Linked DNA regions of Mus musculus: all the other regions are linked to region 3. Evidence: chromatin loops called from intact Hi-C (ENCODE). Cell type or tissue: left cerebral cortex. All regions are shown on one strand.

Region 1 (8,000 bases), 400 kb before region 3:
TGAGATCGGTTTAGTAAGTGATTTTTTTTTAAACTTTCTGGATCCTCTCTGATCATTTTTTAAATTGTTTGTTTGTTTGTTTGTTTGTTTGTTTTTGAGATAGGGTCTAAAGTAGCCCAGGCTGTCCTTGACTTCATTCACTATGTAGCAGAGGCTGGCCTTGAACTTTTAATTTTCCTCTCTGAACCTCTCAAGAATCAGTATTACAGGCCAGCACCACTGTGTTCAGTCTGGAGACCAAACCCAGGGTTTCTTGAACGGCAAGTACTCTTCCAACAGCTGCAGCTGCAGCCCCGTTGTTATTTGTTTATGCCCTTGAAACCAGAAGTTTGTAGCAAATGCTTAGAACATCCTGATGATAGGGACACCCCCCCTTCAGTAAGAAACTGAAAAAGAGGCATGGGGGGGGGTGCACAAGAGTTGTGAAGCAGGAAAGCAGGAGAATGAACTTCAAGAGTTGTTTTCAGCCAAAATAGGTGAAGGTGTTTCCTCCAACATCCACTGATGACCTAGGACAGGCAAATCTCTATAAAACTCAGCCTGTTCCCCACAAAGTGGCGCCTCCCTTGCAGGCTGCAGATTGCCGTCCTAGCTGGATGCCAAATATTATAGTGGGTTGAAAATATGTGTGTGTAACCAGATGATATTCTTCCCAGTAGAAGCCATGCCAAATACATTTCTTGTTTGGATAAAGGGGGAAAAATAGGGGGAGGAAGAGGAGGAGGAGAAGAGGACATACTGGTGGTGGTGGTGGTGGTGATGATGATGAAGATAGTGGTGTTGATGATGGTGATGATAATCATTTGGTGATAATGGTGACAGCCCAAAGCCCTACAGGAGCAGGGCCCTTTGCTTTCATGTGTATCCCCACCTTCCCCACGCCTGGCAGAGCTGACACACAATTACATTTGTAGGAAGACTAAATAAATCAACAAAAGATTTTTTTTACTTTACCCCGGGTGCACATACCAGCCCCTGTTAGGCAGCAGGCACACAGGAACAGGAAGGAAGCTCACGAGTGCCGTGTCAGAGCCCCATCACATCCCCATTAAGACGACCGAGTGAAAGATGTCATACTGAGTCAGATCCTTCCTCATTTGATGATTACCACCATCATCATCACCATCATCACCACCATCACCATCATCATTACGCCATCACCACCAACATCCCCCACACCACCATCACCATCACCCTAGCTCTGCACTGCATAATTTATGTCAAAAGGTCTCCATTAAGCACTCTAACTGGACTATGCTTTGTGGGGAAAGATTGCTGTGGATAAGGCAGGGGTGTCTCTGTGGGCAAAAACGGTGCTACTTAAAATATCGATGGGAACAATCCAAGCCCTGGGATGGATGTGCCAAGGAGTAATGGATCGGTGGGCACAGTTAGAGTGATCTCTGTAATAAATTAGAGCGGAAGCTGTAACCAATCAGCGTAGAAGCCTTGGCTAATCAAGGTAGATGCAGGAACCAATCAGAATGGCCTCTGGCTTAAGTGGAAGACACTGTGTCCAATCAGAGTGTACCCTCGCCAGAACTGTGGATAGGCTTGTATCCATGTGTGAACCGCTGATTGTCAGGTTTCATGGCTACAGGATGGCGCCACGCAAGTGGTCAGCCCCTCCCAGTCCCACCCCTTCCTATTGAAACCCACCCCTCCACCCCCCACCCCCCACCCCCCCCGCCGCCCAGAGAAGTGGTATGGAGAGCCGGTGTTTCAGATATAGATTGTGGACTTGCAGAAAGAGCCTTGGGAAGGTGAGGGTTCTCGCCGGCTCACTAACCTAGCTTGGGGTGGATTAACGTGGAGTCTATCCTGAGTGTGCCATCACAGGTCAAGCACTTAGAGCCCTGAAGATGCCACGGGTGTTTAAAAAAATGAACACAAGGTAGCTAAGACGCTAAAGCCTCAGGTTAGCTGGATAGATTTGGGAGAGGCAAATCCCACCACGTGCCTCCACCTGCTCCATCCTGCAGACTCACCTCCATCCAGATCCACCTGAACCCACAGGGGTTCCCCAAAGACAGCCTGACAGAGAAGGCCGACTCCAGCTCCAGCCAGGCCAGTGCACCCAGTGATACGAGGCGTCTCCACCTTCTCGCAAAGGATCACTTGCTTCTGAGCAGTCACGTGCCACTCACTGGTCGTACACTCAGCAAACACTGTGAACTCCCCAGGAGAGCTGAACTGGTGGGTCACGTTGCTGGACACACTGTGGGAGGGAGAGCGGGGGTTCAACAATCATACATGAGTTCACAACTCTCGTGCTCTGCAAAGGCAAGATGGCAGGGGCGGGGGCGGGACCGCATGTAGCACAGTGGGGAGCGGTCTTGTCTAGCATGGATGCTGTTTGGAATTTGATCTCCAGCCCTCCGTTAACTGGGTGCGACGACGCCTATCTGTGGTCCCAGCACCCGGCAGGAGGAGGCAGAAGATTAGAAGTTCAAGATCATCCTCTGCTACATAGTGATTCAGAGGCTAGTCTGGACTGTCTCAGTCAGTCAGTCAGTCAGTCAGTAAATAAATAAATACATAAAAGTTTGACAAAGACAAGAAAAAGATGTCACACAACACGCCCTGTTCTCTATGTTAGGGGAGGTCACACTATGACAACTCAGCATGGGATCAGGAATAGCATGGATCAGCCTTGGAAAATGTCAGCTGCCAACCCTTTGAAAACAATTACGTGTGTGTGTGTGTGTGTGTGTGTGTGTGTGTGTGTGTGTGCCAGAGGTCAACCTTGGGTGATATTCTTCAGGAGTCCAGTGAACTACCGGGATCCTCCGGTCTCGGTCTCCCCAGTCCTGGGATTACAATGCATGCCACCATGCCTGACTTTTTATGAGGGTGCTGAGCATCAAACTCAAGTCTTCTTGCTTGCATACAAGCCACCTCTCCAGCCCCTTGGAACAGCACGAACCTTATAGAACACATGCTTCTGGAGGCTAAAGCGTTCGTTGTCTTCTCTCCTTTGTAGCAGACGACCCATGGGTCCCCAAGAACCTCCGTTATGTAATCTCTAGGAATCCCTTTAGTTGAAGGGAGGTGCTTCGCCCCAAGGACATGTTGTGCCCCCAGGCACATTCCCCCTTCTATTATTGGTGGCTCAGGGCCAGTGTGTGGGTGACAGTCCCCAGATTGAGAGTTACACAAGCTCAGGGACCCTGAGGGATCAGCAGTGTCTCCCATGGCACTCCACTTTGACCTCACCCTTTAGTCTGTCTCCTCCTCCTCCCCTCCTCTTCCTCTTCTTCCTCCTCCTCCTCTTCTTTCTCCTCTTCTTCCTCCTTCTCTTCCTCCTCCTCCTTCTCCTGTTCCCATCAGTATCTGGTCCTCCGTACCTACTCATTTTCCTCTCCCAAGAACAGACTCCTCCAACAGGCAAGCATTAACAGCTTTTCCTGGGCAGAACACCTTTGAGCTTCCCAGAATCTCTCATCTTCCCTTATACCCACGAGTATAGGGGGATAAGCGTTTTGCAGGGTACGACCTGCTTTTTCAGGTCCAGGCCAGTCCCTCCCCTAGATCAGAGTTTCTCAATTTTTGGGTTGAGACCCCTTTGGAGTGGAACGACCCTTTCAGAGGAGTTTAGCTTTAGATTTCTTCGCAACCACCAACTCTCTGCCTCCCAGTGGCCTGTGTGCACCTAGTTCCTCCACAAGGCTTATGTTCCCTTGTAATTAGCATTTTCCCCAACAAGATTGTCTCCCCAGTACAGCCTAAGTATCCAGGCAACTCCTGATGGGGGGGGGGGGGGGGGGACAGAAAAACAGTCAATCCTCAGTCTTGCCAGTAGGGGGCACATGTCACCCAATTCTGGGCTTGGACAAGGTTGGCTTTATATAAATTGTTTTGTAAGACCCACAATACAATCTCAGATATGCAGAGGCTTTTCCAGGGCAGAGAAAGAAAACAGCCTGACATATGCATGAACAAGGACATCAAATGCAAGGCGAAAAGGGTGCTTTCAAGGAGAACCCTCTGGTTTATCAGGCTAGTTCTCTACAAGGTCGTGTAGGTATCCATTGGTAGGAGTGGGGTTCAATTTTAAAGTTTCTACCTCTTAGACTAACAAGTGGCTAAGCACTACTAGAAGTCTATAGTTTAGTGGTAGAGCACTAATTTAGCATGCATGAGACCCTAGGTTCAAACCCCAGCATTACAAAAAGTCGAACAAGTAAGGGGACTGGGGATATGGCGGCTCATAACTATAATCCAAGCCCTCGGTATGAGGCAAGAGAGTAAGAAGTTCAAGGCCAGCCTGGGATATGTAGTAAGTATGGAAGGAGATTCTATCTAGGAGAGACAGAGAGAGAGAGAGAGAGAGAGAGGGAGAGAGAGAGAGAGAGAGAGAGAGGAGAGAGAGAAACAGGCAGACAGACAGACAGATAGGCAGACAGACAGACAAATGGGGGGTGACTCAGTGGGTAAGCTTGCTGTCAGGCCTGGTGGTCTGAGTTCCATTCTCAGAACCCACGTGGGTGGAAGGAGATCTCTGCCTCCTTAAAGTTGTCCTCTGGCCTCTCTACATGAGCATGTGGCAATGTTTTTAGAAAGAAGAAATAAAAACGAAAGAAGGAAGGAGAGCAGGGAAGATAGGGAATTAAGCGAAATGACATTTGCACAGTATGGCACTTGCGTAGTTAAAACATTCTGCAAGTTGGGTGCTAACACTGTTGGCAAAAACAAGAGCGCATGTATGACAAGGGACCATCCCGAGGTGAATAGAAATGACAGAAGTGGCTGGGTGATTTCAGGGTCCAGTGGATTGTTAAGACAGGGGAAATTGAATCACTTGGGTGGGGTGAGGGTGGAGGGGCATGGTGTCATCTATTTCTCCTGAAAGAGACAAATGCTGGTGACCTTTGCTTAGAGCTGCTGCCCAAAGAGGTGTCAGGGAGAAAGGGTTGCTTATGTGTGCTGCACACACATGTGCATGCATGTGCATGTGTGTATGGGAGCATGTAGAGACGAGAAGAAAACTTCAGATGTCAAGCCTTGGGTCTTGTCCACCTTTTTTATATTTATTTTTTTTAAAAAAAGATGTATTTATTTATTTTTATTTTATGTATATGAGTACACTGTAGCTGTACAGATGGTTGTGAGCCACCATGTAGTTGCTGGGATTTGAACTCAGGACCTTTGACAGAACAGTCAGTGCTCTTACCCACTGAGCCATCTCACCAGCCATTCATTCATTCATTTATACCACAGGTGTCTCTCATTAACCTAGAATTCATCAAATAGGCTAGGTGGCTGACCAGTGAACCCTAGGGGTTCTTCTTGTTTCTGCTTCTACACCACTGGGAAGACAGGTTAGACCACTATGCCTGGTTGGGGGTTGGGGGTTTTGTTTTTTAAATGGGTTCTAGGGAATAAAACTCAGGTCTTTTACCCCTGAGCCAATCTCTCCAGCTGTACTGGCTGCTTGACACAAGTTAGAGATATCAAAGAAGGAGGGAGCCTCAGTTGAGGAAATGCCTCCATGAGATCCAGCTGTAAGGCATTTTCTCAGTGATCAGTGAGGGAGGGCCCAGCCCAATATGGGTAGTGGTATCCCTGGGCTGGTGGTCCTGGGTTCTATAACAAAGCAGGCTGAGCAAGCCATGAGGAGCAAGCCAGTAAGCAGCACCCCTCCATGGCCTCTGCATCAGCTCCTGCCTCCAAGTTCCAGCCCTGTTTGAGTTCCTGACCTGACTTCCTCCAAAGATAAACCATGCTGTGGAAGTGTGAGCCGAGTAAACCCTTTCCTCCCTGACTGCTTTTTGGTCACGGTGTTTCATTGCAGCAATAGAAACCCCTACTAAGACACCAGCCCTGTCATCTTGTTCTCACGGACAAAGCCACTGAGGCTTAGAGCAGTGTGACATGGTTCAAGGCACACAGACAGGGTGGCCAAACTGTGATGGGAAAGGACTATGTGACAGAGCTCGGGTGGCCAGAAACCAGATGAAGTGACACAAGTTGCAGCAGTGGCACCCGAGCACACTGCCTGGCACCATCCTAGGGCAGAGCTGCCAGTCCGCTTTGAAAGAAAAAAGCCAATAGCACTCTCTCAATTCTAGAACCCACGTGGAATCCAGCCTGGGCCAGCCTGTGGAATGGTGAACAACACATGCCCTCAGCTGACATCTAGTTAGCCATGGGACATGTGAGAGAGGGGGAGGCCTTCCTTGTCCAGTCACCCACAGGGTCAACCCAGCCAGGAAATCCAGCCATCCATCTGTCCCCAGAACCGTGAGAAATGAGAGGTACGGTTCCAGCCATCGGGTTTGGGGGTAGCTTGTTATACAGCAAAAGCTGACCGATGCAACCTGCCGTAAGGATCAGAGGTCACTCTTACCTGGGAGGGTTGTAGGGGTCAAAAGTATAGCCGTCTCCCATGCTGAGTACACAGGACAGGTTTCCAGTGTAGGGAGAAAGGAGCCACATCAGGGAGATGGTGACATTGTCAAAGATGAAGCTCCCGTTGGGCACCACCAGCCGCAGGCCTGCAGACCAAGCAAGACGTTCTGTGAATTTGTGAACCAATGGTGTTTGTTTCTCCTCAAGACTCACATCCTTCTACCCATGTAGCCATTGCTTTTCTATAAGGCATTTAAAGTTTGTTATAGTTTTACTATTTTGTTTTGTTTTATTTTATCTTGAGACAAGAGTCTCGTTCTATATCCCTGGCTGTCCTGGCACTCACTGTGTAGACCATGCTAGCTTCAGACTCACAGAGATCCGCTTACCTCTGACTCCTGATTATATTTACTTTTGAGAGCTCTTTTTGTTTGTTTGTTTGCTTACTTACCTATTGTGTGGGGCACATACATGAACATGCATGCATGTGTGTGTGAAGGTTAAAGGACAACCTGGATGAGTCAGTTCTCTCTTTGCGCCATGTGGGCTTCAGGGATGGATCTCAGGTCATCTGGTCACAAGAGCCTCTACTGTTGAGCCACCTCTCTGACCTTTTAAATGTTTTTCATTTTAATTTTTACTTTTTTTTAAAAAAACAGGATCTATATATCTCCACCCTCAAACACAAAACATAGTTCCAGAGACCTTGAACTTCTGAGCCTCCTGCCTCTGCCTCAGGAATGCTGAGATTACAAGCATGCCTGGATATCTGTGGTGTTGGGCAATCAAAGCCAGGACCTCTCACATACAAGGCAGGTACTCCACCACATCAAGGCCAGCCTCTGAAAGCACACACACACCTCAAGACCCCTGTTCTGATGACTAGTGGCAGTCATTGTCACCATAATCCTGGATTGTTTCTTAGAGAGATACAGGCACACAAGCACACCCAAACACACATGTTCTTCTATTTGCACAGATGGACAAATGGTGCGGGCCATGTTTGCTACCCAGCACCTTGCATTTTTTAACCTAATGCATCACAGAGATTGGTCTGTGGCTGTCCTAGAGTTGTGCTCTTCTGTTTAACAGCTTCATAATACACCTTAATTTACTTACCTGGGACACCAATTATCCAAGTCTATTTTTTAAAAAAAAGATTTATTTATTATATGTAAGTACACTGTAGCTGTCTTCAGACACAACAGAAGAGGACATCCAATCTCATTATAGATGGTTGTGAGCCACCATGTGGTTGCTGGGATTTGAACTCAAGACCTCCAGAAGAGCAGTCAGTGCTCTTAACCGCTGAGCCATCTCTCCAGTCCCCAAGTCTATTTTATAATGGCTAAAACTACTAACACAAACAACACCCCCGTCCCCCAAAAAACTTCCTTTAAGAATGGCTAAAAGTGCCGGGCATGGTGGCATACACCTTTAATCCCAGCATTTGGGAGGCAGAGGCAGGCGGATTTCTGAGTTCGAGGCCAGCCTGGTCTACAGAGTGAGTTCCAGACAGCCAGGACTATACAGAGAAACCCTGTCTCGAAAAACAAAAACAAAAAACAAACAAACAAAAGAATGGCTAAAAGTGGCAAATGAGTTGCTGTAAACTGGTTCATATTAAACATTGTAAGCCTTGAATTTCA
Region 2 (8,000 bases), 220 kb before region 3:
GGCATAAACACACACACACCACACACACACACTCCACATACATACACCCCATACAAAGTACAAATAATCGATTATGATCTATAAATCAATAATAAATGTTATATTCTTTTCTAGATGTATTTTTTTAATTATGTCTAGCTGGGCAGTGGTGGCACATGCCTTTAATCCCAGCACTTGGGAGGCAGAGGCAGGCGGATTTCTGAGTTCGAGGCCAGCCTGGTCTACAGAGTGAGTTCCAGCACAGCCAGGGCTACACAGAGAAACCCTGTCTCAGAAAACCAAACCAAACCAAACCAAACCAAACCAAACCAAACCAAACCAAACCAAACCAAACCAAACCAAACCAAACCTGTCAATCCTCCCTCCAGCCCCAAACGTTATGTTCTTTTTGCTTGTTTGTTTGGAAGAAGGTTTCTCTATGTAGTCTTGGCTGCTGGAACTTGCTATGTAGACCAGGCTGGACTTGAACTCACAAAGACCTTCCTATCCCTGTCTCCTGAGGGCTGGGGTTAAAGAAGTGTGCCTTGTTATAATCTTTGTTCGTTTCTGATTCCGATGACTGAATTCATCTTGAATTATGTGTGCCTGTTGTAGAGTTTACCAAGCTTTCTCTGTAGAATGTCCAGAAGGGAAATATTCCAGATGTGGTAGTCCAGATGCTGGCCTTGGCATGTTTGACTGAGCCCTGGTCCACTGTATACAATAGAATAGGGCGCATCTCTATTCATTGCTTTCATTGCGGTACTGGGGATTATGTGTGCCATGCGAACATTCTACCATGGACCTATACCCCCAGGTCTCTTTACTTTGAAACAGGGCTATGAGACACAGTCCAGGCAAGCCTTGAACTCTTGGTGTTGTCCACATAGGTCTCAAACTCCCAGTCTTCCCGACTCTGCCTCTCTCTCAGCTGAGATTACAGACCTGTACCATTACACCTGGCTTGTGGGGTGCATCTCTTCTGAACTTCCTGTTCAGCAATGAACTCAATAGCTCCTAATGAGTCTCAGTGGGAGTCTTTACACCAGGGGAGTTGGCAAGCTGTGAAACAGGGCTTTCTTTTATTTTAGCAAGCCGGCTTGTTTGCTTGTACCCCTGGATGCAAAACTAAGCCTCTCCAGAAGGAACCCTGCCTGCCTGGTCTGCGTCAAGATTTGCATGCCGTTTCATGAGCTATGCAAAAGAGATTGCCACTGGACATGGCACTGAACTTCACGTGCCCTTCCCTAGCAGGGACATTACCACTTCATCAAAGTCCTTAGTAGAGCAGAGGACTCACATTCTTCTGTTTCTTTTGTTATCTGTATAGCTCTAAAACTTAGCGTGGAAAGGGGAATTTTTTTTGGGTGTCTGTCCCATGTAAGGGGACTCTGGATCCTTTTATTTTTTATTTTTTTGGTTTTTCGAGACAGGGTTTCTCTGTATAGCCCTGGCTGTCCTGGAACTCACTTTATAGACCAGGCTGGCCTCGAACTCAGAAATCTGCCTGCCTCTGCCTCCTGAGTGCTGGGACTAAAGGCATGTGCCACCACGCCCGTCTTTATTTTTATTTTTTTTGTTTTTGTTGAGACGGGGCTTCTCTTCGTAATAGCTCTGGCTGTTCTGGAACTCACCCTGTAGACCAGGCTGTCCTAGAACTCCCAGAGATCTGCCTGCCTCCGCCTCCCGAGTGCTGGGACCAAAGGTGTGAGCCATCATGCCCGGCCTTTTTAAAATTACTGTGAGACAAGGTCTCCTGTAATTCAAGCCATACAAGAGCTTACTATATAGCCAAGGATGACTAGAAGTCAAGACGATCCTCCTGGTTCTGCCTCCTGAGATCCCAAGAGCTAGGGTCACGGGCAGACACTACCATGCTTGGCTTCCTTGCGATGCTGTGAGCCTCTGCTTCACTGATTCTAAACGAAAGCCAAGAGGTAGCATTACCTAAAGATGACAGAGAGAGGATTCATTACCTAAAGATGACAGAGAGAGGATTCAGGGTTTTCTGAGCACTGTCTCAGGGAGACATCAAAGGTATCTGTGACGGCTCCCAGCCTTCCCAGGGGAATGAGGAGCCATGCAGAAGTGCAGAGCAAGTCGATCTTGAGTTAGGTTTTGCTTCTTATTTTCCTCTTAATACGTTTTATTTTATGTATGTGGGTGTTTTGCCTGCATATATATCTGTGCACTACATATGTGTCTGGAGTCCTTGGAGGCCAGAAGGGGGACTCCTCCAGTTATGAACTACAGACGGTTGTGAGCTTTCAAGTGAGTGATGGGAACCGAAACCCAGGTTCTCTGTAAGAATATGCTGAGCCATCTTTCTCATGTGGCTCAATCTGGCCTTGAACTTCTGATCCTCCAGCCTCCACTTCTCCTGTGCGGGGAGTACAGACATCTACCACCACACGTAGTTTGTGTGGTGCTGGGGACGGGACCCAGGGCCTCGTGTAAGCCAGGGAAACCCTCCCATCTGAGCTATAGCTCCCGTGCTCAGTTTTAGGTTTGAATCTTGGCTGGCTCTCTTGAGTTCATCAGCTGACTCACTGTGAGTCTTAACTTCCTCTCTCTAAAGATGATGGCTTTCTGGGCTGGCAGGGAGAGCAAACCGAAACCAACAGAATGTCTAATTACGGGACCTGCTGCTGAGCACTGGTTGCTGCTGTCATGACACTTCTGTTTAATGTTTAAGGTATCAACCCACTGACTGCACTGAGCATGTCTGAGCTAAATTCGGCTTAGTCACCTTTCTGCTGGAGCCTGGACCCTGGATCAGGAGAGGACGGCTACAGCTGTCCCAGACACAAAGAGCAGCTCTGTTGACACAGACTCATCCACCCAGTGATTTGGACTCAGACCATCTTGCCTTCCCACCAGAGTGCCCTTGACAGACGCATTGCTGGCTTCCTCTGGGCCAGGTTATGTGGCTGCTACCCTCGGTCACACCATGCTATAGCCAATGGCCTTGTGAAAATGCCACGTGCAATTCACTCTGCACCTACTCCATGAGATCACTCTCTACTACTCCCGTTTCTGGGCTTGCATTTCAGGGCACTGGCCACATACCGCACAGGCCTCTACCCATTGCCTCTGCATCCTGACAAAGGTCTATAGTTTTCTGGATGAGCCAAACAGCCTTCTAACCTGTCACCTTTTTGTGAGCAATTTACCTTCCCCGCAGCTTCTGTCCCCTTACCTGGTCCCTCCACACACACACACCCCACACACACCTTCCTTTTTAAGAAAATGTATTATTTTCAATGGTGTGGGTGTGCGTCTGTGTTTATGCAGTGCATGTGAGTGCAGATACTCTTCAAGTCCAGTAGAGGGCACTGGATCACCCAAGGCCCTAGTGACTGACACGTGGTTTTGAGTTGCCTTTTCTGGGTTCAGGGACTTAAACTCAGGCCTTCTGCAAGAACAGAAAGTATTCTTTCTTTCTTTGTTTTGTTGTTTTGTTTTTCAAGGCAAGTTTTCTCTGTGTAGTCTTGGCTGTCCTGGAACTTGCTCTGTAGACCAGGCTAGCTTCGAACTCACAGCGATCTGCCTGCTTCTGCCTCCTGATGGTTGGTGTGCGGCATCACCCGCTGGTCAGAAAGCACTCTTAACTACTGAGCACCTCTGAGTCTCTTCATCTGATTTCTAAAGCCCTCTTGGAGCTGGGACACATGCCCAGTGTCATGCTTACTCGATCTACCTGGGTTAGGTGCCCCTCTTTCATCTAACCCCAAGTACAATGTGGCCACTGTCTGATTTGTGCACGGCTTCTGGGCTCTGAGCCCATCCTGACTAGCTGGGGGCCCGGATAGGCCATTCGATCGCTCTGTGTCCTTATCTGCAGGAATGCACGCTGAGAGCATCCTTGCGGATCTCAAGAGGTTAGGGGCCACTGTGACTGACAATAACAGCTACTAATAACCCATTTCCCGGCTTAGGCTCACAGATAGCAAGGACTCAACAAAGGTTTGTGTGGGCCTGACCCCACGCCTAAAAAGGCTGGAGAATGGTTCTCGATCACCACCACCCCTCTACACTCATCTTCATATCAGGGGGCTTGGGGATAGGGCTTTCTTTCTCTTATTGGTCAATGTTTTCTACAAGCCTGTTGAAGTTTGGCACTTGAATAAACTGTCAGTGAATGATGGGCAGGTAATGAATCTCCAGTTTCTAGCCTAATAGTGTCTCCCCTGGGCCACAGAGACAGCTTTTGCCCATCTCCAGCACGGACAGAATGGGAGCTCTCCCCGCACTCCCCAAGACATGCAGCACACAGAGAAACCTTGTCTCGAAAAACGAAACAAAACAACAAAACAAGAAACATGTAGCTTAGGCTGGCTGCTAACTCATGTTCCTCCAGCCTCAGCCTTCCTAAGTGCTGGGCTTACAAACTTGTGCTACCACAACTGGCTAAGTGTTTTACTTAGTGAGGGAGGCAAGCTGAAACCTGTCTCCTCCTCTTCCTAGCCCCTGACGGCTGTTCTTAGTGTGCCTTCAAGAGCTGGCATAAGTAAATAGTCCCATCTCAGGGACGCTAAGAACTTTCTGTGCTATTCACTATATAGTGAAACCCAGGTCAACGCTTGCATTCACTACTACTGGGGCATTCAGTACTCATAGGAGGCAGAGAGAGCTTGTGTGTGTGTGCATGGTGTATTTGTGTGCACGTTCATGAGTGAATGCAGACATGCACATGTCACAGCACTTGTGTAGAGGTCAGAGGTCAATCTTGGGTGTTTTTGTTTTCCACCTTGTTTGACACAGGGTCTCCTGTACTGCCACTGTGTATGCCACGCTAGCTGGCCCGTGGTCTTATGGTGGATTTTTCTTTTCTCTGTTCCCATTTTGTAGTAGAAGCACTGGGATTATAGTCACCTGGGACCAAGTCAGTGTCTGTGAATTCTGGGGATGTGAACTTGTGTTCGAAGCAATTTCACCATCTCTTGAGACCAGTTGTAGGTGTTAGAGATTTGACTTGCCGGGGACTGGAGATGAGGAAGACGTGTGGAAGGGCTCCTCCCCACCAATGACGGAAGGGGACTTTTTTTATTGTCTCCAAGTTGTCACATTGGCCCATTTGATGCCTGTCCTAGTGTGGGAACTGAAGACCAGGGTTGGCCAGGTTTAGTCTGAGACTCTGGAATGGCCTGTGGTGTGGGTGGAACCCAAGGCTGCTAGATCACTCTGGGGGAGATTTGTTTCCTGAGACCCTTGGAGGGGCTCTCCTCAGGACGCTGAGGGTTGGTGTCCTCTCCCAGTACTGCCTCCCAAAGCAAAGGCCAGGAAGCATCAAAGACCAGAGAAGAGGCCTTCTGTGGGGGCTATTTCAGAAGAGGGAGGGGGCATTTCCTTAAAATTTTCTCTTCCCTTCCCTTCCCTTCCCTTCCCTTCCCTTCCCTTCCCTTCCCTTCCCTTCCCTTCCCTTCCCTTCCCTTCCCTTCCCTTCCCTTCCCTTCCCTTCCCTTCCCTTCCCTTCCCTTCCCTTCCCTTCTCTTCTCTTCTCTTCTCTTCTCTTCTCTTCTCTTCTCTTCTCTTCTCAGACATATACTACAAGTTGGCTTCGAACGCACAGCCAAAGATGACCTTGAATTCAAGTGCTTGCTTCCAACTTCCTTAGAGCTAGGATTATATGCTCATGCCACCTTGTGGGGTTAGGTAGTGATGTAGTGTCCGAGAACCAATCTAGGGTCTTGTGCATGGTAGATAAACACTCTCCTGACAACTGAGGTACACCCCCAGTCCTATTTATTTATCTTATTTTGTTTTTAAAAACAGGGCCTTCTGTCTCGACTGGCCTGAAATTTACTATGTAGCTCAAACTGGCCTTGCGCCCACAGCAATCCTCCTGCCTCAGCCCCCCCTGAGTACTGAGCTTGTAGTGGTGAGCGACCATGCATAGCTCTGTGGAGCGGGATAGTTTCAACCCCAAGAAACTGTTCTGTGGACCCATCTGGCCATCCCTGGGGAAGCAGCTTGTGTTGGAAAGGCGGTGTCAGGGGTGCAGCGGGCAGAACCCCAGCTTTCGGCCCAGTCTTGGACTAGGAAGGGGAAGTACTGGTCGGCATCCTCTTGGTCATGGGGCTGACTTTATTTCCCAAGCCCGGCCCAGGATGGCGTGGTGGTTAGGGGCGCAGGGCTAGTGCTCAGCTGTGCACCCTCGGGGGCGCGGCCCGCGTGACGTCCCCTCGAACACTACCCACATTCCGGGGCGCGGCGCGGGGACTGTCGACGCTTGCCCAACCCCGGCCCCCTCCCCAGGGGCCGCCCCTCCCGTCGGGCCGCGCCCGCCTCCACCAAGTCCCCGCCCGGGGCCCGGCCCATCCCGGACTCCGCCCGCCCCGGGGAGGCCGAAGCCGCTGTTGCCGCCATTGACGTCAGAGGGCGGGCACATGACCCCGCGGGGACCAATCGCGCGCGCCAGCCTCCCGCAATCTCCCCGGCAGCCGGCGCGGCCCCCGCCCGCAGCACACACTCGCGGACGGACGCGGACACACGCACCGCACAGCGCGCCCGCGCGAGGCCGAGACACGCCCGCGCCCGCCGTCCCCGGCGCCGCCCCCGCCCCCCGAGGACCCGATCCTCTCTGCGCCCCGCGATCGCCCGCCGCCCTCGCCGCAGTCGCCAACCCGTTCGCGCCGGCATGCGCCCCAGCAGCTAGAAGGAAGCAGCCCAGGAAGCGCCCCGCGCGCCCCCGCCTGCCCCCGCGCGCTCCCGTTCGTCCCCGCGGGGCGCCCCCAGCCCACGCCCCCCCACCTTCCCGGCGGTGGGGGGGTGCGGGCCCTCCGCGGGGGCCCCGCCGGCCCGGCCCCACGCCAGCCGCGATCGCGCGCGCGGCCCCCGCCCCGGCGCGGCCATGGATGTGACGAGCAGCTCGGGCGGCGGCGACCCCCGGCAGATCGAGGAGACCAAGCCGCTGCTTGGGAGCGACGTGTCTGGCCCCGAGGGCACCAAGGTGATGGGCGCCGTGCCTTGCCGCCGGGCCCTGCTGCTTTGCAACGGGATGAGGTACAAGCTGCTGCAGGAGGGCGACATTCAGGTCTGTGTCATCCGGCACCCTCGGACCTTTCTCAGCAAGATCCTCACCTCCAAATTCCTGAGGCGCTGGGAGCCGCACCACCTAACGCTGGCCGACAACAGCTTAGCATCCGCCACGGTGAGTGGCCCTGCGTGGCCGTGGGGCTTCCCAAGCTGGGGTCCCTCGGGACCGAGGCGCCCCGCTGCTTGTCTCCGAGCGCGCGGCCCCCTAGTCCCGGCCTGCGCACGGGGCTGGGCTGGAACCTCTAGACTTGATCCTCCAAGGCAGGCTATGGGAATCCTCTTTCGTGTCCTGGACACTTAGCCCACCCGGGCTGAGCGCTTGGGGACTTTTGCCTAAACGCTTGCGTTTCTGATGTCTGGGACCCTAGACTGGGCCCTGAGGATAGTGGTGTTTGTTCCTTTTCTGAACTCGTTGCCCATCTGGATCTGAGCTACAGGAGAAAACAAAACGCAACCCTCTCCTCCATAAAAGCCGTAACCCCCCAGCGCCAACAATTTCCAGAAAGCAACTCCTGCGTTTGCTTTAGCCTGCCTTTACCCTTTTTTTTTTCCCCTGCCGGGCCTGGCAAGGCAAAACCGGGTGCCTGCCCTTTCTAAAAATCTCCTTCGCACGTTAGGAGGTTGGAGGGTGGGGGGCAGGGGGCCGAGGTCCTGGACCCGCTCAGACCCTGGGATAGTCGAGTTCTCTGGGTAGAAGCAGCTGGGCTGCCCAGCCTGCCCTTGCGTTGTCTGTGGAGCGTGTGTAAGCATGTTTTGTGGCTGCGTCCTGTTTTGTTACAGTTTTTTTTTTTTTTTTTTTTTTTTTTTTTTTTTTTGCTGTGTGGCCAGGGCCAGGTCAGCTGGATGAGATGGAGAAAGGAGGATCTTACTAGTTGCTTTCGGAAATCGAATCTGCAAATGGTGGCCTTCTTCCTCCTGGGGACAGACAGCTGTGGTGGGGTCGAGGAGGGGGAGTGGGGGCGGTGGGCAGGGCCTATACAGGA
Region 3 (8,000 bases):
AGGCTGGCCTCAAACTCACAGAAATCAACCTGCTTCTGACTCCCAGGTGTTGGGATTAAAAGCGTGCCCCGCCATGCCCCACCCATCCTTGGCTTTTTTTTTTTTTTTTAATGCTCTCCATGTAAGAGTAAAAAGACTGGCCCAGCTCCACATGGCTTGCCTGCCTCCCCTCATTTGTGTGGAGGAGAAGGGCTGAGAATCCAGAAGGAAATCAGGATGCCCCAGGGCACAGGATGCCTTCCACGTGGTTGGGCACAGCCTTCTATACACACTCTGGCTGCTGGGGAGCTGCTAGGTGGGGTGTGAGGTCATTGACAGGGAGCTGAGGATTGCACTAAGCCCAAAGCTAGATAGGGTGGGCTACATAGGAAGACTCTCAGAAGCACTGTTTCCAGTGCGTACATTTTGGGAAGCAAAAGGGAAACAGGTGGAACTGACCTGGAATCCTTTTAAAGACAATGGTCTCTTATGTAGCCCGGGGTAGCCTTGAATTCAAGATGCCCCTGCCTCAGCATTCCACTATGCTGAGGAGTACCTCTGTCTTGGTTACGGTTTTATTACAGTGAAGAAACAACCGTAACCAAGGCAACTCTTTAAAAAAAAAAAAAGATTTATTTATTTTTATTTTATGTGCATTTGGTGTTTTGCCTGCATTCATCTGTGAAGCAGGAAATGCAGACAGTTGTGGGTGCCGCGAATGGAACCTGGGTCCTCTGGAAGAGCAGCAAGTGCCCCTAACCACTGAGCCATCTCTCCGGCCCCTCAAGGCAACTCTTTTTTTTTTTTTTAAGATTTATTTATTTATATGTGAGTACACTGTAGCTGTCTTCAGACACACCAGAAGAGGGCATCAGATCTCATTATGGATGGCTGTGAGCCACCATGTGGTTTCTGGGATTTGAACTCAGGACTTTCAAAAGAACAGTCAGTGCTCTTAACCGCTGAGCCACCTCTCCAGCCCTCAAGGCTACTCTTATGAAGGAAAGCAGTTAACTGGGACTGGCACATCACTGTGGCGGGAAGCATGGCAGCGTGCAGGCAGACATAGTGCTGGAGAAGCAGAGAGTTCTACATCTTGACTTGAAGGCAGCCAGGAGGAGACTGGGATTCCATACTGGGTGCACACGAGACGTCAAAGCCGGCCCTCATGGTGACGCACTTCCTCCAATGAGGCCACACCTTGTAATAGTGGCACGTCCTGTGAGCCAAGCCTCTAAGAGCATGAATCTATGGGGATCCAAACCTATCAAAGCACCGCACCACCAGGCCTGGCTGGAATCGATTGTAATCAAGTGATTATTTATCCACAAGCATTCTCCTTTCAACATGCAACCGATGTAAAAATAGCAATGAAGCAGTGGGCATGCTCTTACTTCCCATAAGAGGCTTCGAGACACCGTGGTGTAGGATTAGAGTGCACCTAAGTTTGGCTATCTACATTTTAAGGGCTCAGCAGATGTGGTACGGCCAGTTCTAGGACTTCTATAAAACAGGAGTCCAGAAAATGACTCTGAGAAGCAGAGACACTCAATGGCTGGAGTTTAGTCCCCCACTCCCCCCAGTCTTCCCCTTTAACAGGGTCTCCTGTAGCCCAGGATAGCCTATGACTCTCCATATAGCCAAGGATGGACTTGAATTTCTCGTCCCATGTGGCACCTCCCAAGTGCTGGGGTTGCAGCCGTCCACCACCACAACTGGCGTTATTGGTGGTGATTCCAAGGCGTTGCGTATGCTAGGCGCAGCTGGTTGAATGCAAAGAATGCGGCAGTCATGAATATGACAGCCTACTGCATGTCCAATAGGAGGGAGAAACAGATCTGACCCACACATTTGCATGGTATAACTGAATGGATACTGGGTTAGTGGGGCGTGCTGGCTTGCTGGGCGATGGAACGGAGTCAGTGACTCAGGTGTGTGAGCCATCTCTAACAGACAGGATTGGAGGGTGGGGCTGGGGTTTGGGGAAAATGCAGGGACTTAATTATTTGAGCATACTGGGCAAGCTGTCTAGTGCTGAGCCACACCCCGACCCTAAACTGCAGTGTTTTGTTGTTGTTTTTGTTTTAGCTTGCATTTCGAACAATCAGGTGTGTCCCTGGGGCAGTCAAGTCAGAGATTCCTCAGAATTCTGGTGGTCCTCTGTGGCCACTGCGGGTTGCAGCCTCCCTTTGTTGGCACAGGCTCACATTCTCTCAGTTTGATGAGTCCATGCATGTGGCTTCTAAGACAGAGAACCCATCGAGGGCATGGGAGCACCGGGAGGAGCGGGGAGGCACAAGTGCTGACACAAACAGGTGTCATTCAAGACAATGAAGACATCTGAGATTGACTGTGGTGGCTCTGTGAGTCTGAGACACTATAAACATTAGCGTATGGACCATAGGTATATGTGGCTGATGTGTGTATGAACTGAGTCTCAGGGCTGTGTGAGAATGTATGGGGGGGGTTGTCTCCATGTGTAGCTCAGGGTGCTGTAGGAGACCCTGGATCCCATTCCCACCCAGCACGACACACACAAAGTTGATTTTTATTACACTTTATGTTCATTTATTGGGGGGGAGGGGGGAGTGCGGGGCGGCAGGGTCGAGGAAGAGCTTGTGAAAGGGAGCGTTCTCTTTCTCTACCACATGGCACCTGGGGATTGTTAGGCCTGGGGCCCGAGAGGTGGCTCAGCGGTTAAGAGCACTGACTGCTCTTCCAGAGGTCCTGAGTTCAATTCCCAGCAACCACATGGTGGCTCACAACCATCTGTAATGGGATCTGATACCCTCTCCTGGTGTGTCTGAAGACAGCTACAGTATACTCACATATATAGAATAAATAAATCTAGAAAGAAAGAAAGAAAGAAAGAAAGAAAGAAAGAAAGAAAGAAAGAAAGATAGAAGAGAAAAAAAAGTCAGCCGGGCATGATGGCACACGCCTTTAGTCCCAGCACTTTGGAGGCAGAGGCAGGTGGATATCTGAGTTCGAGGCCAGCCTGGTCTACAAAGTGAGTTCCAGGGCAGCCAGGGACACAGAAAAACCCTGTCTCGAAAAAATAAATAAGTAAATAAAAGTCAGACTGCCAGACCTGGGGTCAAATGTCCGTACTCACTGAACCATCTCACCAGTGTGTGTGTGTGTGTGTGTGTGTGTGTGTGTGTGTGTGTGTGTAGAAAGAGAGAGAGAGAGAGAGAGAGAGCATATACATCTATTGTACACAGGCACCTCAAGGACTCAGGAACGTATAAAACACAAGCCATCTGTGACCTCAAGCCCCACCCAGTCTAAGTGAGGAGGCAGCCATGAGGAGAGTGGATAAAAGGCACAGGACCTCTGAGAGGAGCCTGGGTTCAGAGGCTGCCTAAGTCCAGACGGGAAGACTCTGGGAATGACTCCCCAGAGTGGAGATGAACCAGTCTTCCAGGCAGAGGGAGAGCATGTCGGGACACCCTTAGGCAGGGCCAGGCTTTTGGGAAGGGCTGGAGAGACCGGAGGGAAGACCTCTAGATCTGCACAGCAGAGGAAGGGCTAACTAAGGCCTCTTGGATCTTTATCCCAGAACAATGAACTGGGGTCGGGTATAGAGTGGGGTGTGCGCTAAATGATAAGCTGGGAAATGGTTGCCTTCCCGGCACCTTCTTCCCCATTCTCATTAAGTGCACATGCGCTGTGGGAGGGGGCTGATGATAAATGGAGCAGGAAGCAGGGTCTGTTAAGCAAGCAACCAGCTGAGGGCACTTTGAGGACAAAATGGGGGCTGCCAAAGGAGGACAGGTAGCAAGGTCCACCGGGATGCATGCACCTGTCGAGGGCCGCTGGCATCCCCGCATCCCCTAATGGGTCAGATCAGAGGGCAAGGCCGGCGGCTTCAGCACTCCGGGGTCCCAGCTGCTGCAGATCAGGGCTGAGGCTGGGCTGAGCTGGCCACTGGGGGCGGGAGGCCTCATTCCCAACCTGGGCCCCTGACGTCAATGTTACCATGGAGACCCAGTTTCCCTTACAGGAGGCAGCTGCTGCAGAGCTCCCCCCTTCAACACGCTCGCGCGCGCGCACACACACACACACACACACACACACACACACACACACACACACACACACACACCAGGCTGGGAAGGAGGGCAGTAGCAGTCAGAGTAGGCTGAGGCTCACAGGCTGCAGCTCAGCCCGGAGCACAGTCCTTCCTGCAGGGAGGAGGAGTCAGGGTGCCAGGACCAGGAGGGCTCCCTGCCTGCCCGCCCCTGGGTCTCAGATGTGGCTGCGTTCTTGCATTGGCTTCGAAGGTAGAAGGACGGGAAACTCTGTGAGATGGAACCTGGATCCCCCGCTTTGGGGTCTAGAAACTGTAATCTTAGAATCTACAGTGCGGAACTGTAGTATCCTTGCAGGAGCTGGGCGTTCTGCAGATCTCCTCCTTCAGAAGGGTCCAGCCGAGGGCAAAGAGCACCAATTCTGTGCTAGGTCTATAGCTCAGTTGGTGGAAGGCTTGTCTATCTTTCACAAAGTCCTGGGTTCATTCCCAAGTGCCAGATAGAACTGGGTAAGGCGATAAATACTGTAACCCCGGCACTTGGAGGATGGAGGCAAAAGTGACCAGGAGTTCAAGGTCATTCCCCATTACTTAGTGAGTTAGAGGCTAACCTGGGCTACAGAGATCTTGTCTCAAAGAGAGAAGGAAAGGAAGGAGGAGGGGGCAGTAGAAGAGGTTTCTGCCTGCCCTCCTCCCTCACTAGATCTGGGCAAGGCTCCTCCACTGGGTGAAGTGGAGTGCTGGGGTGTTGCCCTGCCCCACATTTGAGGGCTCCACAAATATTTCTGTGGGCCATGCTTGTATCAGAAAACAGCAGCCAGCAGATGGAAAGGGTGGAGGAGGGACAGTGCTAGGGCTCGGCTGCCCCCTGCTGGTTGCTCCTTGAAGGGGAATGAGGAGAGCCCTAAAGTTTCCAGGTTGTAGACACTGAGCGAGAGCTGAGCTACCCCCCACCCCCCAGGCGGTAGTTCTGTCATGTCCTTCTTTCTGGTCTCCTTCTGTTGTTTCCAGACATGGTTTCTCTGTGTAGCCCTGGCTGTCCTGGAACTCACTCTGCAGACCAGGCTGGCCTTGAACTCACAAAGCTCTTCCTGTCTCTGCCTCCCGAGTGCTGTGATCAAAGGCATGCACTGCCACCGCCCAGCCTTCTTTCTAGTTTCTTAACGACTGCTGAAGAAGGCTTCTATCTCAGATGTGTTCCTCTGAACTACCCCTCTCTGGTTCTTCCCCAGCCCGGGTGTGAGGGTGGATAAAGTACTCTCTCTCATTCCCGTTGCTGTCACCCTTGACCCTGGTTGGTTACTGTGGCTTTTTTTTTTTTTTTTTGGGGTTGCTGTTCCAGTGGTGGCCCAGGTGTGAGCTTTGACAATCACTGTGGAACAGGGACAAGGTAAGAGTTGGGTCCCCGACCCAAATCCTCTACTGTGAGCATTCTTCAGACTCCTGCAGTGTCTCAAGGATCGATCGCCCCTTTTTGATTTTTTTGTTTTTGTTTTTGTTTGTTTGTTCGTTTTCGAGACAGGGTTTCTCTGTATAGCCTTGGCTGTCCTGGAACTCACTCTGTAGACCAGGCTGGCCTCAAACTCAGAAATCCTCCTGCCTCTGCCTCCCAAGTGCTGGGATTAAAGGGATCTGCTTCTGCCCTGAAATCGGTGTGACCCCCACCCCCTGCCACCAGCTACCAGCTTTCTAGCTCCTGAAAATGGGCGTTTTGACCACAGCTACCTCTCTGTGCTCAGGACTGCTTAACACACTTCTTCTCCTTGGTCAGGCAGGGACAGCCTGGCAGGAGTTCACTTCTGTCTCTTGAAGGCACAGTGTCTGCCAGCCGGTTAGTCTGTGCACATCCTTTAAAAACCTCTAAATGAACAGATGAACACCTGGAGGTACTAGCTATTTCCCCAGGGCATCAAGACCTGAGACTAGCCCCGAACTAACTCTGGTCCCTGACTGCCTGGGAAAGTCCCCCAGACATGTTAAATGACCCAAGCAAGAGATGTGGCATGCTGTTGTCTGTGGGAACACATTTTTGTTTCTGTTGCAAGTGGTTAGCAAGCACTAGGCAATGAGGGTGCTTGCCACTAACCCTGATGATTTGAGTTGAATCTCCGAGAACCGCATGTTGTGGGTAGAGAACCAATTCCCCTAAGTTGTCCTTTGATCTTCACATGAGTGTTATGGAGTGTGTATGCCCAGCCCCCCAGCGCCACTAAATGTAATTAAAATGTGTGTATCCTAAACTCGTCATTTTGACCTTCTTGTGTGTGCCACGTTACTGGAGATGGAGCCTGGGGCCTTGCATGTTCACACCCTGAGCTACATCCCTAGCCCCTGGTTTGAATCACTTTTTTCTGCACATGGCTCATTAACTCTTTATTTCCATCTCCTCTCTCAGTGTCTGACAATGTCTTTCTGATGTGTGTCTCTAACTGCTCCATTTAGCTACTCTGTGGATCTCTGATAAGTGGAATCAAATGATGCATACCTTCTGCATCCAGCTTATCTCTCTGAATATGTCTTCCGGGGTCATCCTTATTGTAGCATGGGTCATCACTGCCGTCTTTTTCATGGCTATATAATATTCCACTCTCTATACATGTCCCACCCCAAAATAGTTTATTGTGTTTTGTGTAGACACAAGTAATTGTGTGTGTGTGTGTGTGTGTGTGTGTGTGTGTGTGTGTGTGCAGGCACACATGTGCCACAGGGTACAAGTGGAGGTTAGAGGAGAGTGTCTGGGAGCTGGTTCCCTTTTGCCATGGAGGTCCCAGGGATTAAGCCCAGGTTGTAAACTTGGCAGCAAGCCCCCTGATGTGCTGAGCCATCTCACAGGCCCACAGCCCACACTGTGCTCATGCGTTCATCTACCGTGAGTATCGGGAGACATTCACGTTGGTTATCTCTCCTCCCTTGTTCTTTCTCGTTTTTCTATTTTGAAGTCAGGACCAGCTGTGATCGCCTGGTAACTCTTTAATTGACTGTTTTATATAAATTGGCTTTTAAAGTGTCCCCAAGGAGAGAACAATGGACTCACTGCGGCTGAGGAACTAGCGCTAGAGCACACAAGGCCCTGGGTTCTGCCCACAGGACCCTTTGAAAAGCAAGCCCCTAGCTGGGCAGGCTACACAGTTTACTCAGTCAAAACAAAACAAAACCAAAAACAGCACAACAAACAAGAGAGGAAGAAAGAAAGAAAGAAAGAAAGAAAGAAAGAAAGGAAGGAAGGAAGGAAGGAAGAAAGAAAGAAAGAAAGAAAGAAAGAAAGAAAGAAAGAGGGGCTGGTGAGATGGCTCAGTGGGTAAGAGCACCCGACTGCTCTTCCGAAGGTCCAGAGTTCAAATACCAGCAACCACATGGTGGCTCACAACCATCTGTAATGAGATCAGACTCCCTCTTCTGGTGCTGTCTGAAGACAGCTACAGTGTACTTACATATAATAAATAAATAAATCTTTAAAAAAAAAAAGAATTTGTTAAAAAAAAAAAAGAAAGAAAGAAAGAAAGAAAGAAACAAAGAAAGAGAAAGAGTCTTGCTAGTTATGCTCAATGTGATTTTTATTTGTTTGCTTTTTTGGTTTTTGTTTTTCTTTTTCTTTTTTAAAAGATTTATTTATTTATTTTATACATGAGTACACCACCATTGCTCTCGTCAGACACACCAAAAGAGGGCATCAGACCTCATTACAGATGGCTGTGAGCCACCATGTGGTTGCTGGGACTTGATCTCAGGATCTCTGGAAGAGCATTCGGTGCTCTTAACCGCTGAGCCATCTCTCCAGCCCCTTTTTTTGTTTAGCCCTAGCTATATTGGAACTCACTCTGTAGACCAGGCTGGCCTGAAACAGACCTACCTGCCTCTGTCTCCCAAGTTCTGGGATTAAAGGTGCATGCCTTTATTTTATTTATTTATTTATTTATTTATTTATTCATTCATTCATTCATTCATTCATTCATTCAGTGTGTGTGTGTGTGTGTGTGTGTGTGTGTGT

The links. Hi-C counts contacts between places; a loop is a spot of excess contacts. Peaks named below come from ENCODE experiments on the same cell type or tissue, not always from the same donor. Only the 100,000 strongest peaks of a DNase experiment are listed, where the experiment ranks them.
Region 1: it touches region 3 in a loop (6-fold over the local background); 2 of 42 quality-filtered maps call a loop at or near these places.
Region 2: a loop joins it to region 3, with 2.4 times the contacts of the local background. A loop is called at or near these places in 2 of 42 quality-filtered maps.

Annotation. Positions count from the first base shown.
Region 1 is chr8:117,066,096-117,074,095 of GRCm38, forward strand. It overlaps Pkd1l2 (polycystic kidney disease 1 like 2), which reads right to left. Exons shown (of 43, transcript NM_029686.4): 5 at 6,350-6,497; 6 at 1,989-2,218. Among named protein-coding and RNA genes, the nearest start is that of Pkd1l2, 12 kb to the right of the region's middle. In left cerebral cortex, a CTCF peak has its summit at 3,831 (motif pointing right); a DNase peak (open chromatin) is centred at 3,830.
Region 2 is chr8:117,250,270-117,258,269 of GRCm38, forward strand. It overlaps Cmip (c-Maf inducing protein), which reads left to right and starts at 6,750. Exons shown (of 21, transcript NM_001163262.1): 1 at 6,750-7,132. The coding sequence starts at 6,833. In left cerebral cortex, a CTCF peak has its summit at 3,308 (motif pointing right); DNase peaks (open chromatin) are centred at 6,379, 7,039 and 7,206; H3K4me3 peaks cover 2,249 bases; H3K27ac peaks cover 2,024 bases.
Region 3 is chr8:117,466,522-117,474,521 of GRCm38, forward strand. No RefSeq gene overlaps it. Among named protein-coding and RNA genes, the nearest start is that of Mir7078, 11 kb to the left of the region's middle. In left cerebral cortex, CTCF peaks have their summits at 3,901 and 4,890 (motif pointing left); DNase peaks (open chromatin) are centred at 3,435, 3,961 and 4,876; H3K4me3 peaks cover 305 bases; H3K27ac peaks cover 1,358 bases.